Regions from separate parts of the Mus musculus genome. Here region 2 is linked to region 1. The links are chromatin loops, found by intact Hi-C in ENCODE. Cell type or tissue: left cerebral cortex. All regions are shown on one strand.

Region 1 (8,000 bases):
CCGTTTTAAATTTCATTTTTTTTTTATTGTTCAATGTCACCTATGGAAAAGTGTCTTCGACGAGTATATAGCATGACAAATCGTTACACCATAAATACTTGTAAAGTTGCTTTTGTGTGGGAGATAGAATGCTCTGGGGGACCCGAGCATCCTTCAGCCCCCCTAGTGTCCTAGGTGGTAGAAATCGTTATTAAAAGATTCAAGAAGCTCTTTGCCCTTTTTAACTTTACCACCCATGCATAGTTCACGTAATAGCGTGCTTAAGCTCTGTAAGTGCAGCCATAGCATCGCACATAGCTGAAGCTTTGTACTTCTTCATTTACTCTACTTGTATCATTTTGTACTTTCTCCAGGAAGAGCTGTAGTCGACCAACTATTGCTTCAGTGCTAATTGATTAATTCCACCCCTGGTGCTTAGTTATTAATAACTCTTCTCTGCCTGCTACACTGATTTACTGAAAAGGAAATGGGATGTGCCTTGGCCTAGAGTCACATTTGGACAACTTAATTAGTCAACAGAGGCATCCGTGAGTCAAAACAAATCGGAGTAAAGAAGCCCTAGTGTACTACATGACACCTCTCACTGTGTATCAGCCCTGCCTTTCATGCTCTATTCTCTTTGACTTACTTCATTTATCTACAAAGTCTAGACTGTGGCCCAAATCCCAATTTAATCCTTCTTTTAATATTTGGACAGGTAAAAAACTTTTTTAATATGCAAAGAAAGAGGACTGGATTAAGATTTATTAAATTTATTATTGTGTGTATATGATATGTGCAATGTGTCATGTCCAAGAAATACATTGCCAAATTCAAAGTCTCAAAGTTATTCCCTCTGTTTTCCTCTACAAATTTTGTAATCTTATCTCCTACATTAAGTGTTCTTTGAATCATTTTTAGTTAGTCTTGACAAGTGGTATTAAGATAAGGGTCCAGCTTGACTCTTTGGTATGTGGATATCCAGTTTTCCCAGTACCATTTGTTGAAAAGAGGAGCAGATGTGCATTGCTTGACCATGAGCTTAGTTCCAGTCTCTCCATTGTATTCCATTCATCTATACATCTTTATTTATATCAGTACCCCAGCATTTTAACAACTGAGGGACTGGAGAGATAGTGTGGCAGCTATGAGTTTATAAGTTTGTTGTACAGCGGTGAGAACCAGGGTTTGGATCTAAGTATCCACCCAACAAGCCGGAGGCCCCACTCATAGATGGAACCTCAGTTTCAAGGGTGGCAGAAGCAGGAGAATCTCTGAGACTTGCAAGCTTCTGACCTAGATGAGAAAATGTGAGTCCTAGGTTCAGGGAGAGACCTTGCCTCAAATAGGAAGGGAATGATGAAGAAGGATACTTCCTTGATGTATGTACCCCCCAACACACACACATAACCATTGAAATAAAGTCTTTAAAATAAAAAAAGGGGGGCTGGAGAGATTACTCAGAGTTTAAGAGCACTGGCTGCTCTTCCAGAGGACCTCAGTTCAATTCCCAGCACTCACATGGCAAGTCACAACTGTCTGTAACTCCAGTTCCAGGAGCTCTGACATCCTCATACAGACATGCATGTAGGCAAGATACCAACACACATAAAATAACAATAAATAAACCACGTTTAAAAAAATAAAGAAGGAAAGGACAGAGGAGGAAAAGGAGGAGGAGAAGGAAGAGGACAAGGAGAGGAAGAGGAGGAGGAGAAGGAGGAGGACGAGGAGAAGGAGGGGAAGGAGGAGAGGGAGGAGGAGGGGGAGGAGGGGGAGGGGGAGGAGGGAGGAGAGGGAGGAGGAGGGGGGAGGAAGAAGACAGAGAGGAAAGGCCTAATTTTAAGAGGTATTGTGTTTGGAATGCATGGTTAGCACTCATGCCAACCGCGTTGCCGGCTCTCTGCTGGCAGGTCTAGACTGAGAGGAGAGAACTGGATCCAGCGGAGTCTCTTCCTGGGGCTGAAGCAGGATGCTGAGTGTCTCGGATCTCCTGCCGGTCCAGAGAATAACCACCCAGAGCCAGGAGTCTGTCAAAGCAGGAACTCGTTTTATTGTATCAGTCTTTTGTTTATATAGGGTTGAGGAAGGAGGTGGGGAATTTTGGTGAGGCAAGATGACGTAAGAGGTGGGGAAGAGTGACAGAGGGTATGGGGTGACTGACAGAGCCAACAAAGTTATTCTCTGTCAGCAGTGGCTAAGCAAAGGCAGGCTTGAGCAGGTCGTACTAAGTCACTCCACTATGAAAGTGACTGAGACAGTTTTCAAAACTAGAGCCAGGCTCGGGTTTGTCCTCAAGGCCCAGACCAGGGCCAAAATGGGGCCCATCACTCCATCCCCTAGAAAGGACACAGGGTGCTGTGACTTTTCTATGAGATCTAAGATAGAAGCCCAGAGGCCTTTTCTGTCAGAGGACTTGGTGGTGAGCCTTTCAAATCCTTATCATCTAGGTAGTGGATTAATCACTACACCACCTTTTGGCTGTGGTGGGGTTTGCCTCTTTATTGGCAGAACTAAAACAATTCCCAGCTCCAAGTTAGGAACGCCTAGTCAGAAGTTCTGATATTTCCCTGTCGAGTAAGGGTTGAAGACTTCTGTGGTGGTTTGAATGAAAGTGGCCCCATAGACTCATAGGGAGTGGCACTCTTGAGGGGGGCGTGGTCTTGTTGGAGGCAGTGTGTCACTGGGGAGGGCTTTGAGGTTTCAGAAGCTCAAGCCACACCCAGAGTCACTCTCTCTCTCCCCCTGCTGCCTGCCAATTCGCATGTAGATCTCTCAGCTACCTCTCTAGCACCATGTCTGTCTTTACCGTCATCCTTCCTTCCCGCCGTGATGATAACGGATTAAGCATCTGAACTATAAATGTTATGTGTTAAATGTTAACATGTAAGTTAAATGTTTTCCTTTATAAGAGTTGCCATGGTCACAAGTGCCTCTTCAGAGCTATGAATCCCTGAAAAAGACAAATCCTTACTGCTCTAGATTATTGTGACTTTTAGAACTGCCCTGATCCAATGTCTCAGCACCTTTTGGGAAGCTAAAGACGTGGGGTGAAAGTTAACAAGTCTGTTGGAGCAGCTAGATGCCTGCTTGGGCCGAGCACTGCACTCTTTCAGCTAATTAAAAACAGAAGCCTATAAACCGTCGGGAGCTGCATTACTTTAATGACTCCAAGCTTGGCTAAGTATTTTGCTATTTTTAAAGTCAGTCATTTTTTCCATGCCTACGTTTTGTTTTGCCTTCATATGCATGTGGCGAGAATTTTTCCATAGCTTTAAAAGTAGAATATAACATTAAGCTAATTTTCTCCATCACAATTAGTGCTCTGATTACTTCAGTCTATGAGATTTTCCCTTGCCGCCCCTCCCCCACTATGTCTCTGACTTTTGTTCTTTCCGATAAGAGTTCCAGGAGTGCAGAAGGTAGGCAGTTAAGATGCTTGTCTGATCAAAATGATGGGACCTAGTAAGTGTCTTAGCTGTAAAGGCTATCTATGGCTGAAAGCAATTTGGAAGGAAAGGATTGATCTGGCTTACAAGTTACAGCCCACTGTCAGTGGAAGCCAAGGCAGAAACCCAGAGGCAGGAACTAAAGCAGAGGCCACAGAGGAACACGGCTTGCTCAGTCCGGTTTTCTGTACAACCACAAACCACCTGCCCCCAAGTGGCACAACCCACAGTGGGCTGCCCCTACCCCAACCTTAGTCATTAATCAAGAAAATGCCTCCACAGACCTGCCTACAGGCCAATCTGTGGGCAAATTATTTGGTTCCAATCTCCTTTTCCCAAATATGTCTAGGTTTGTGTTAAACTGACAGCATAGAGCCACCCCTCTCTTGCCTAGGATTGTATTTAGGCTGAGAGTGGGCTGCTTTTAAAAGTACCTTCTCTACAAAGCACATAGTAAGAGAAGACTAGGTAGGATCACCCATCTTAGAATAAATCAGACTCCCACACACCAAGCTGTGGTTCTGGGGAGAAGTCAGAGCACTGAGGACACAAGAGTAAGGGACATGGCGGGCTTTTCTCATCCTTTCACAAGAGGAGCAACTAGGTCACAGGAACCGATGCCAAGAACCTGGATGTGCCCTAACCTGCGTTCCCAGCAGAAACGAGATCTTTCTGGAGAAGTAATGATTTGTTTACTGCTGACAGTGTAGAAGGTGCAAACATGCTCCGTTTGTTAAGTTAAAAATCACAACCATATGCTGGTGAGATGGCTCAGTGGGTAAGGCACAAGGCTGGTGGCCTGCTTTCAGTTTCTGCGTTCAACCCACAAAATGGTAGAAGGAGAGAGCTAGCTCCACAAAGTTGTCCTCTGACCTCCACACTGTGGCACGGATCTCACTCCCTGCCACATCATGTGTACACACACACACACACACACACGCACACGCACACGCACACGCACACGCACACGCATACCCATTGACAACTGCTGGTCTGGAGTTCAAGATTGCTCAAGGTTTACATTGATTATGGAGAACAGTTAACAGTGTAGGTGGCTAATCAAGGACTTAAAGGGATCATGACAGGAAGACTGTGTCTGGGGAACCAGAATGTGACTATTCAGCAGCCACATAGAAGGCATGTCTGTCTATGTCCACACTTCCCCAAGAATAAGATCAGGAGAGGATTTTCCTCATTAGGTAGACTCTCTGGCCCTGCTCCTTAGGTGATAGCTAGCCGACTCCCAGCCAGCCTTTCCCTTGGCCAATGATCCCATGAGGACGACATTTATGCATGGGCTCACAACATGGGTCCCTTTTTTACCACAGCTAACCAGACTAAGGCTGCTCTAGAGTGCCCCATCTCCTGGCATTGCAAACCAACGCTGAACTCCACACATGGCACCAATCCTTGAGGGGGAGCGTGAGCCCAGGAGAACTACCTGCCAGCCACCTGCTGCCAGATCGATTTCATTGATACATCGAGCCACACTCATCACAGAAGTAGCACTGCTTTGTTCTCAGTGGAATAGATACTCGCAGTAGGAGAGGGGTTTGCCTTCCCTCACTGTGCTCGTATCAGAACTACCATCTGGGGTAGCATCGCGATACCATCTGAGGTAGCGTCGCGATACCATCTGAGGTAGCGTCGCGATACCATCTGGGGTAGCGTCGCGATACCATCTGGGGTAGCGTCGCGATACCATCTGGGGTAGCATCACCACACGTTTGCTGTGTTTTACAGAGCATCGCTCTGGACAAGAAACTAACTTTACAGTAGACAAGGTATGGCACCGGACTCATGACTTTGGAATTCATCCTGTCCCCATGATTGCTAAAGCAAATGGCAGAAAGAATGATGAGTCAGGTTTTGAAGAATAATAGCCCCTGCTGTATGGTAACACCCGCTAGGCCCAGGAACATACGTGTGCCCTGGGATGAGATGTATGGTGAAAGTCAGATTGCACTTTTCCTCCGTAGCCAGGACTTTTGGAATCAAGGTTGAAAGTAGGAGTGGCTCTTCTCAGTGTTACTGATGGTGACACAGAGCGAAAGTTTGTTTTTTGACCTCATAACTTCAGGTCCTACTGTTTGAGAGTTTTCCAGTCCCAAAAGGAGAATGCTTCTACCAAGAGACACAGACAGGAGTTCATTACCTTGAAAGCTGAGGTTGCAATGGAGCCACCCTGCACTCCTCATGTGGTCAACGTGGGGAAAACGGGAGTTACTGCCTGGGAAGGCTATGGTGGGCAGCAGGTGAAATTCAGTTCTCTCTCATCCCTACAAACTGAGGCGGGTGGGGGTGGGGGACTTCTGAAATGTAGATTCAGGCATCCCAATATTTTAGACAGAATTGCTTCCCCTCAACCTATAGGTTGAAATTCTAATCCTTTGTAATCTGGAAACAGAGTCTTTGTTGATGTAACTAAATTAAAATGAGATCATAAATAATTAAGGTGGGCCCTGGTCCAGCGTGGTTGGTGTTGTAAGCAGAAACACAGAGGGAAGTTGGGCATGTGACAACAGATGCAGGCTGGGGTTGCTGCTCTAGCCAAGGAATTCTGGGAATTTCTGAAAATTGCCCAGAGCTAAGAGAGTGGGCTGGGGTGGCCTGTTCACCCTCTTCATTTCCAAGAAAGAACCAAACCTGATGATATTTCTACTGCAGACTTCAGTCCTCCTGCGTGATGAGCGAATACATTGCTGTTGTTTAAAGATACGGAGCACTGGTAATTCTTATGTCAGCCCAAGGGAGATTTATATGATTGTGTATAGGGATGTGCAGTGCATATATTTTTAATACCAACACTAGGAGAAAACCACAAACTCAATCCAGTTCAGGTTGCCAATGGCTCTGATTCTCGAGGACTATGAAGGGCTTGCATCTCTCTAACAGGCAAGGGCCCAGGGAAAACCGTGAGGATGAAAAGAATATGGAGTACTTAAAAATCTACATAATCACCTGTAAAAACAGGATACATACAGGTATTTGTACTTTATTTTGGTGTGAATACACCAAACACACACACACACACACACACACATACATACATACATGTACACACACATACACACATATACACACACATATACACACATATATACATACACATACATACATATTTATACATACACACACATACACACATTCACTCACACACACACACACACACACACACACACACACACTTGTATTTTTCCCAGTTCCCTACTCACAGTAGTAATAAATTTATATTGATCTATTAGTTGTATCAACAAAAATTGAAATGAATTTGATCCAAGAGGAATAAAAGAGATTTTTTTCTCTGGCAGAAAGCGTTAAGGCATTTTTAACAGGTGGTGTAGCAATGGTAGTGGCTTTTGTAGAAGCGTGATTTTGCAAAGGTCTTTAGTTAGATAGCAAGTCTGGATAAGGAGGAATGTGCATGTAGATGCCAACTATAAAGGGATGAACTGTGGTGGCTTTGAACTGTTGAGTTTCCTGTGCTGGAAGACCCTCTACTCTCCTGAACTGATATCTATGTCCCTGAGCTGGCACCGGCAATGAGAGAAACCTCAGAAGGATTTATAAAGCAAAAGTTATGGTACAGTCGGCTTACTTTACACCCTGGATATCAGCATGTTGGCAGAGGGTGCCACACTGTGCCAGTCATCTGCTCCCCTTGTACAAATAGGGCGGCGCTTATGCCCCTGGTACTACCAGTGATGAGGACGGTAGGAAACTGATCCAGTCTGTTATTTTTTGAGATTCTAGCTCATGCTCGGTAGTTTCAGTAGTTCAAGTTTACCTTTGCCTTTCTCCCTATCTGCTGGTTTAGCTAAATTAGTGGCTTTGGGCTCAAAACCCAAGGCAGAGACATCAACCTTGTATAGTCCTTCCACCCATTCCCGCCTGGGTTGTTTGAAGTCTTAGTCATGTAATCAAGTCCCTTTTCTACTCCCTTGCAGCAGCCCTTCCTTAGCCTGTTGTGAATGTTTGATCCACTTATTCAAGTCCATAATTTGTGTGTCCTTAAAGTGAACTTGACTTCATGGTTTCCTTTAAAAAATTTTTGTTATTTCACAATACCTCATAACATTTAAAAATCCCCTGTGTAGACAAAATGTCCATACCTAAACCCTTACAAAGAAAATGTAATGAAATGAAGCCCATATGAAATGGAGCTTCATGATGTTACCTGTCCACTTGGAATGTCTGATTCTATCTGCTTGGTTTCGTCATTGCATACTCTGCAGAGAGTGGTAACCAGGAGGCTCTTCTGATTGGGCTTGGTAGAGATTTTATGAGGGGACTTGTTACACTGAACTGGACAGGGGAGCCAAGAGAGTGGAAAACCCCAAAGAACTGTCTGCAGAAGAAGCCATTACCACCACCACCATAAGTCTACTAAGCACCAAGTTTCTGTGAACAAGAGCATTATTGATGCTGTTATGGTTGCTGGATAGGCAAGTGGGGGTGGGGAATTCCCTAACTGCTCTTCAATTCCCACCTCACCTCCAATGGACATTTCCCATAGCAGCAGATCTGGGTGACATAGTAAGTATAGTTGGTTAGAGACCGGAAATGAGGAAT
Region 2 (8,000 bases), 77 kb before region 1:
ATATACATATACTGTATTTAAATCCCTCAGAGTACTTTAGTATGACCCCCATGTTCTCTTTGCTTGTACGTAGATTCCATTGCCCCCACCTCTGTTCCCTTTAACATCATTATTACCCAGCACTCAAATAATTTCATTCCAAATTTTTGAGTGTTGGTAGTGGAAGGAGCATTTCTCTTGATCAGCTCCACCCCCCAACCCCCCCACGAAGTTGCTGGAAATTAATAAATAACCTAATGATCTTTCTTCCGATCTATCTGAGTATCATTATCCCTTTCATTTTTGGGAGACATGTTTAGTGGTTTGTAATTTCATTATGTCTTTCTGGGTACTGTTAACACTGGGTATATTCTGCCTTCACTGCCTTGGAAACAACAATACACCTGTGGTGGCTTGAATAAGAATGGCCCATACAGACTCATTTATTTCAACACTTGGTCCCTATGTGGTGGAAAGGGTTGGGAAGGATTTGGAGGTGTGGCTTTGTTGGAGGAGGTGTGTCACAAGGGGGTGGGCTTTGACGTTTCAAAAGCCAATTCCAGACTCAGATTCATATTCTCTCCTCCCCCGCCCCCACCTCCAACTTTTGTAAGATGTAAAGCTCCCAGCTACTGCTTCAGTGCCATGTCTGCCTGCCTGCTGCCAGGTCCCTACCAAGCTGGTCATGGACTCACTCTCTGAAACTGTCCACAAGCCCCAATTAAATACTTTCCTTTAAAGGTTGCCTTGGTCATAGTGTCTTACCACAGCCAAGAAGTGTAACCAAGACAATGTTCCAATCATACGTCTGATTTCTCATTCTTTCCAACCTTGCATCCTCTACTATAGAACAAATTTCTTCTCCATCTGTCCGTCAAATCCTCTGTGTTTATTTCTTTGTTGTGATTTTTATTACACCTGTGGGCAACTTTTTCTCTTCTTTCCTTCTAACCAAATACTGTTCTTCATAGTCTATTAAAGAATTAACTGTAAGAGCCTCATGCCAGCTATTCCATATCCATCACTATCTCTTGAAGTCTGTCACACAATTTAACATTGGTCATGTGCTCTGTTAAGCCTTGTCTTATTTAAGGATTACTTTTCCTATATCGGAAAGCAGGATGTGGCATCTATTGGCTCTCTCATTTAACTGACAGACATAATAAGTTTTGAATTTTAGTTCATGTACAAAACACTTCAGCAGCTATTTACAAAGCCCCTGTGATGTTTATAGAAATTTCTCTGGGCTGGCTTTGCGAGTGGCTTCCAGGTTTCTCTTCTACGTCTTCTTATCATGTTTGCAGTCATTCACATATCCAGTGACGATGAATGTGCAGGTCTCTGTGTGCCATACATTGTGAAAAAATGCAAAGATTCGGGGTTAAGGGGTACAAAAGCTACCCAACCCACTCACACTCACACCTCAGGTGTGGTAAAATTTAGACCCAGCTGTCTGAATATGTATATTACTTACTGGCCCTGTGGCTATGTGATCTCCAAGCTTTAGTTTGGTATTTACATAATGGCAAGTGGAGCAGCACTCATTGATAAGTTTCACTGGAGAAGAGCAAAAACAGAGATGTGTGGATCTCCAGTTACCCGACTTGAGACAGCATATGGCAGTCTGTTGACCTGCATATCATACTTCCAAAGGGAGACACATACTTGCCACACAATTGGTAAATTGTAAATTTCAAGGATGGAAAAGTCCTGGCTCCATCTTGGCATGATCAGCACCTGGAATTCGATGACAGTAAGATGGACGGGATGGCTTTGCTTTTGCCTACAACACTACCCAGCATAGCACTGGGGGCCGAGGATAGCAGTGCCTGCTGATCTGTTTGCAAGATCAGGAAGCTGAAAATAAAAGCCGTGGTAGAGCTCAGCTCAGCTTTTATGCCTGGGAAAGCCCAAGGTTTTATGAAAGGACTCAGGCTATCTGGGCTTGAATCTCAGTTCAGCCATCTGCGAGTAGGCAATAAGGCAAGCCTGGCTTTGGGTTTTTTTGTTTTGTTTTGTTTTTTTTCCATGAAACTTGGCAGTCAGCCAGCTCTTCTTTTCTGGGAGGTCAGCAATCATTTTTAAACCAATTAACGCTCTCTTAACTTTCATCATCTGTGACACAGGGATGAAAATAGTTTGGGTGGCATGAGTTTTAATTGTTTGTATAGAATATGCATGACAGAGAGGCTGAACGAGGCCCATATGGACTGCTTGCTTCCTGGCTTGCTTGTTTTCTGTACTGTTACCCAGCTCAAGCCTGAAGCTACAGAATAGTCTCTCCCTGGGTTGGCTGGCTGGGTCTTCCTACATAGATTAACAACCAAGACAATTCCCCACAGACCTACCCACCATCCAATTGGATCTAGAAAATCCTCCATGAAGACTGTCCTCCCAGGTGATTCCAGGCTGTGTCAACTTGGCAGTTAAAGCTAACCAGTGTACTTTATCTGCTGTTGCTCTACACATTGCCTCTCCTATAAAAGAACCATTTGAAAACCTGAGTTCCCAAAGATGGTCTTTTTCAGGGGGGAGTAGCTGAAGACAACACCATCTTTGCAGAGAGCTAGCCAGCATTTGAATAAATCTAAGATCTTCCCCATTAACCCCCATTTCTCATGTTTTCATTTTCCATGTATTGACTCTTGAGTGATGAGGAGTTGGATTTAGGTCTAGTAACAAAACCGAAGCCAAATCACAGCATACCTTATGAGCCGTGGTGAGGCACATAGAATAAGACAAAAAGGAATTTATAGCATATAGATATTGAGGTTTGGTCTGTTGCTATGTATTGTAATGCTAAATTCTATACCAGAAGGTCTAGGCCTATGAGTGACTTCTCATATTTAAAAGATTTTGTTGTGCAAACCTTGTTCCTTGACTTAAAAGTTAAATAAAATTGGATATAGCCAATTACTGGAGGGATTAGGGTTTGGAGTGACCTAGTTGGAGGAGAGACCAGGGGAAAAGGAGGAAGAACAAGAAGAGAGAGGAAGCCACTATGAGGGGAGACAGACCAGAACCATGAGCACGTGGTCAGGAGAAACAGCAAGTATCTGGGGTATACCACTGGGGAAGTAGCAAGGTGGGGAGTTAGAAGAATACATTAGGGGTTACATCCCAGTAATTGTCAAAGCCAAATAAAATAACCAAAGTCTGACTCTCATTTACTTGTAAGCTAGTCAGGGATAAGCTTAAATTGGTTATGCTACATTTTGGCACCCAATGTGGGGCAGGAACCCACGACCTTGAGGTTAAAAGTCCTATGCTGTACTGATTGAGCTAGCCGGGCTTTTCACCACACCAAGCAGCCCACCTCAACAGGATTGCGAAAGACCAAAGGGTGGGTCTAGGTTCAGTGACGACTATCACCCTGCACCACCCGAGTGTATTGTTTAGAGACATAGGAAGTAATAAAGATTACACAGGTATATATTTATCTTAATAACATGAGGGTTAAAGGCTCGAAAGACAATAATTCTCAAGAGGTTCATCAATAAGAGACCAAAATATGGGTGGATAGACTTGGCAACAGATGCTTTTAATAAGGATGGCAACCTGATGATCCACAATCTTCCTAACTACCCCTCTTTTTTGTGTCAGAGAGAAAGGAAAAGTATAAAATGGGGGGGGGGTTGTTAACGACAGGAAGGGTGAACAGTGGACCTTAAACCAAAGCACCCCCTCTACCGACTTCCTGTTTTCCATTATCATCTCTCTCCTCTTTTGAAAGCGACTTCCTTTCTGTTACTCGCTTGGAACTTGTTTTTTTCTTTTTTTTTTTTTTCACTTTTACGGATGGATATGAATTATTCACCTTACTAAGGCTCAGACTGATGTTTCTACACATCCATATGGTCTGTAATAACCTCATTTTTCATTCCCCAGCTACCCACCCCCTTCCCAATCTCCAGCCATGGCTACTCTACATTTAGCTGACTTTTAAAGCTTCCATATATGAAATACACATGGTACTTTAAATTCAAAGCTCTTTTAGTTTTCTTGGATTGACTACTGTACTATATTAGTTGATAGCCCTCTTACCCCTTACAGCTGTCCTTGTTCTTAAAACAAAAAAAAAAATCATGTAATAAATTTCTTTATGATAGAAGGTTATTTCAAACATCCAGGATATATGAACATCCATGAGAGAGGGGTGTGTGAACAAGACAAACACAAATGCCGTGTTTGAGCATCTATTGCATGCCAGGTGCTGGTTTAGGAGAAAGGGGCAAGAACCACTTCTTCATGTGTGACATAACTGGAGCCCGAATGTGTAAAGCTGGCATTGGCGAAGGAAAAAAGTCCAATATACCGGTTCCTATACTTGTTTCGTATCTATCACTTCATTAAACTGGCATGTCCTGCTGAACCATTTCAAAACAAATGTGAAACATCGTGCATTTTATCCTTTAATACTCTAGCATGCATTTTTTAAAAAACACCTAAAGCCGTTCAGTCTCTGATAATTACAACACCGTTATCACACCTAACAATTAGTGATAATTCTCTAATCCACTGTGAACACCCAGCTGTGCTTTAGACTCCCCCGGCGTTTGATCCTCAGATGGCTTATCTACTCAGCTCTGATCCGGGAGAGGCTGGCTTCTACAGCCAATCAACATCAACCAATGGGAGGTGCCCATAGACAGGCGAGGCAATGAGGCACACTAAGCAAGAACCAGAAAGTGGGGTCAGAGCCGGGGAGGAGCCAGGTTGCTTTTTCTCTTCCTCTCCCCACCAAGTCAGTGCCATGGCGTTGGCTGCATCTGCCACTCTCTCGTTAGGCAGCTACTCTGAGCTCATCACTCTCCCTAGGCTCGCTCCTTCTGCTCTCAGAAGGGCAGGCATTGGCTTCTCTGCCAAGCCACGATGTATCAGCAACATACTGCTTCCTTCACCCTGCCCATACATCTCTGCAGTCTCTTCATCAAATGAGTTATGACTGAGTTCTTTTTACTTTGCTGTGTCTTTCCTGTGAAGACCCCCCGCCTCGTATTTGAACAATAATAGTCACATTCACCCAATGTGTGCTTTTTTAACCAAAATCCAATCAAAGACCTTGTGTTGGATTTGTTTCTGCCCCTTTAGTGTCTGCAGAGTCTTCCTTTCTATTCTGAAGCCCATTCCAATCCTGTTACAGAAGGCACGCGTGCCTACGCATGCGCAATGTGTCCAGTTGCTTTCTCACAGTGTCACTTAGCTCTTTTTGTGTCAGCGTTAACTTGAATCTAGTCGAATCTCTAGATCCAACTTCCATTTTAACCATGTTAACCAGAAGACAGGTCATTTCATATAATTTATGAAGTGTTAGCACAAGAGTCACATGTGCTAGTAATAGTGGAATCATTAGACAGTAATTTCAGTTACCAAAAGAGAAAAGGCCATATTTTTCCATTGTGATTGTTAAAAAGAGCCCCATCATGCTATTTACAAGTAATCTGTTAAGCCAATACATTGTGATAGGGTTTTTTTGTTTTTTGTTTTGTTTTGTTTTGTTTTGTTTTGTTTTGTTTTGTTTTTTTATCCCACGGTGACACAGACATAGGCCAGATTAGACCGGGTTAAAAGTAGATAATGCAGGCTTATTAGAAGGCAGCTCTCAGGTGGGTGCACCAATCTCACAGGTGGAGGTCTGTGAAGTCACAAATCCAGGCTAAAGCAAGGGGGTTTTATGGGTCTTTGGTGTAGGCTGATGACTCGAGAGCTAGGAGCTGGGATTATGTCTATACATGGTCAGAAAATGAGCCCCTGAGCGGGCACTCTTGGGTGGGTTGCTGGAAACACAGAGACAAGGGTGATGATGTGTTTGAGCGAGGGAGTTTTCTCTAGACAGAGTTGGGAGAGGCAGACAGGGTTTCCCAGCTTGTGCAGGAGATGAGCAGGGGTTCCAGCCTGACACAGTGATGTGATGCGAATCTCTGTCCTCTGCCTGACCGTTTTAACAGCCGTTATCCATCCTGCGCCTCTATGACTGTCTCGTTACATCTTGCAAATGTATTTTGTTTCTCTCATTACTTCTCATAGTAGACAGCATCCCTTTGTATTGTGTCTTATTTATTTTTCCCGATTAGAGTTGTTACAGTAAAAGCAGGCTAAAAACCACATCTCTCCCCCTGTATTCAATTTCTCACTTTGAAACCAGGTGATCATTGCAATGCTAGAAACTATCTATACAGAATTTCATTAATGAGGTCTGACAATTCAATACAATTAGCTTAATTGGTTGCCAAGGAAATTGAGTGTTGTACCTTCTGATATGAAATGAATTCAGCAGATCTGCCCTTTTTTTTTTTACTTCTGATTATTGCTGCTGTGGTGTCCTGGGCCACCCTAGTCACCTATTCAGCTTCAGCCCTAATAGAAGCACAAACCCTAGACAGCACAAACTGTAGGAAGAAAAAACATTATCAGCAGCTGGCAATTACACCGCAATTAGATTGTGATCTCATAGGAGTACTCAAAAATGCATCCTAAGGGCTACATCTTCTTTGTGTGGTAGCTGTTAGTTTCACAAATCTTTGATCATGAGGTTCTGGGCGCTAAGCTCCAGTGTCCTGTGCTTTCTCAGTGTGTATTCTGAAATAAGCCGTTCTGATCCCCTAAGTGCTGCTGTCTGGAAGAAATAATGGATTTCTAAAAGCTAAGTGATTAGACTTTCTGGATTCTGTTCGGGTTTTTATATGCAATCATTGGGGACTAGCCATTTGTTATCCTTAAGCGCCCTTTTGAATGTCTTGGTCACTTGATATTTGCCATCATGGGTGTATGCCATAGGTAGCTACAGCCATTTGCCAAGTGTCCTGTGGAGAATATGACCTGCTAGTCAGGATGTCAAACCTCCTCTGGATGGCCCAGCTCTTCTCTACAATTACACTTTAGTAGCTACTCCTCAGTTGCAAACACTTGCCAGACAGAAAACCCATCTGGAAGAAAAAAAGGGGGGGGGGCAGTCGGTACAGCCACTCAGCAATTAACTAAATCATTCTCCAACAAGATCAACAATAATTACCTGAAATTCCTAACATCCCTTCATCATTACAAATAAAACCTCCCTCTCCAGGTGATGAAACATTTATGGCCATTGAGAATAGATACAATGAATCATAGCTGCCCAGCGCCTCTAGGCTATAGGGTGTATAAACAATTGCACTACGGTCTGTCTGGTTATTGGACTTCGTTTCTCAGAACACCCCTTGTCCTGCCATTGTCTGCTCCTCCACATTTGCAGGAACTGTCCCCTGCAAACCACAATTCGCAGTTTGTTCATTTTCTATTGAGGCATAGCAAATTACCACAGACTTAGTGGCTTAAGATACCACCCGTTTATGATCTCAGAGTTTTGTAGTTCAGAAACTGGAGTTCAGTGTGCCGCACGTCTGCCTACAACCTCACAAAGCCCATACCAACCGTCAGCTAGCATCTTGTTTGAAGGTTTGAGGTGAATATCCACCTCCTAACTCGTTTACATCAATGGCATAACTGAGTTCCTGACAGCTCAAGGACTCAAGTCCCCATTCCCTTGCTAACCAACGGTGGAGTGACTAGGCTTTTCTCAGTTGCTCAGGGGAGCATTTTCTGCAGGAAACACACAACCCAAGCTGGGTTGAATAGAGGTGAGAGAACATAGGAGAAGCTAAGTACTTTGGGCCACTAGGTAACACCATGGCTGAACAGCCAATCCTTTTTCTTGTACTAAGAACTGAACCCAGAGCACCAACCACACTGAGCATATCTGTCAGCCCTGAGCTCTTCACTGTGACAGGATCTAAGCAACAGAATAGCAAATTGTGGCTCATGGACCAAGTGTGGCAGGTAACAACAATGCCATAAGTGGAAGAGTTTTAAACATTTCTCTTTTTTAAAGATTTACTGTTAATTACTGGTGTGTGCATATGTGTGCGTGTAGGCATGAGTGCTGTTGGAGACCAGAGGTGTTGTAGTCCCCTGGAGATAGTGTTCCAGGTAATTGTGAACTCCCTGGTATGGCTGCTGTGAGTCAAACTCCAGTTCCCTGTGAA

The links. Peaks named below come from ENCODE experiments on the same cell type or tissue, not always from the same donor. Only the 100,000 strongest peaks of a DNase experiment are listed, where the experiment ranks them.
Region 2: it touches region 1 in a loop (2.6-fold over the local background); 5 of 42 quality-filtered maps call a loop at or near these places.

The regions. Positions count from the first base shown.
Region 1 is chr13:113,772,331-113,780,330 of GRCm38, forward strand. No RefSeq gene overlaps it. Among named protein-coding and RNA genes, the nearest start is that of Arl15, 18 kb to the right of the region's middle. In left cerebral cortex, no CTCF peak of the experiment used is centred here; DNase peaks (open chromatin) are centred at 3,907 and 5,992.
Region 2 is chr13:113,694,994-113,702,993 of GRCm38, forward strand. No RefSeq gene overlaps it. Among named protein-coding and RNA genes, the nearest start is that of Hspb3, 35 kb to the left of the region's middle. In left cerebral cortex, no CTCF peak of the experiment used is centred here; DNase peaks (open chromatin) are centred at 4,695 and 5,139; H3K4me3 peaks cover 307 bases; H3K27ac peaks cover 268 bases.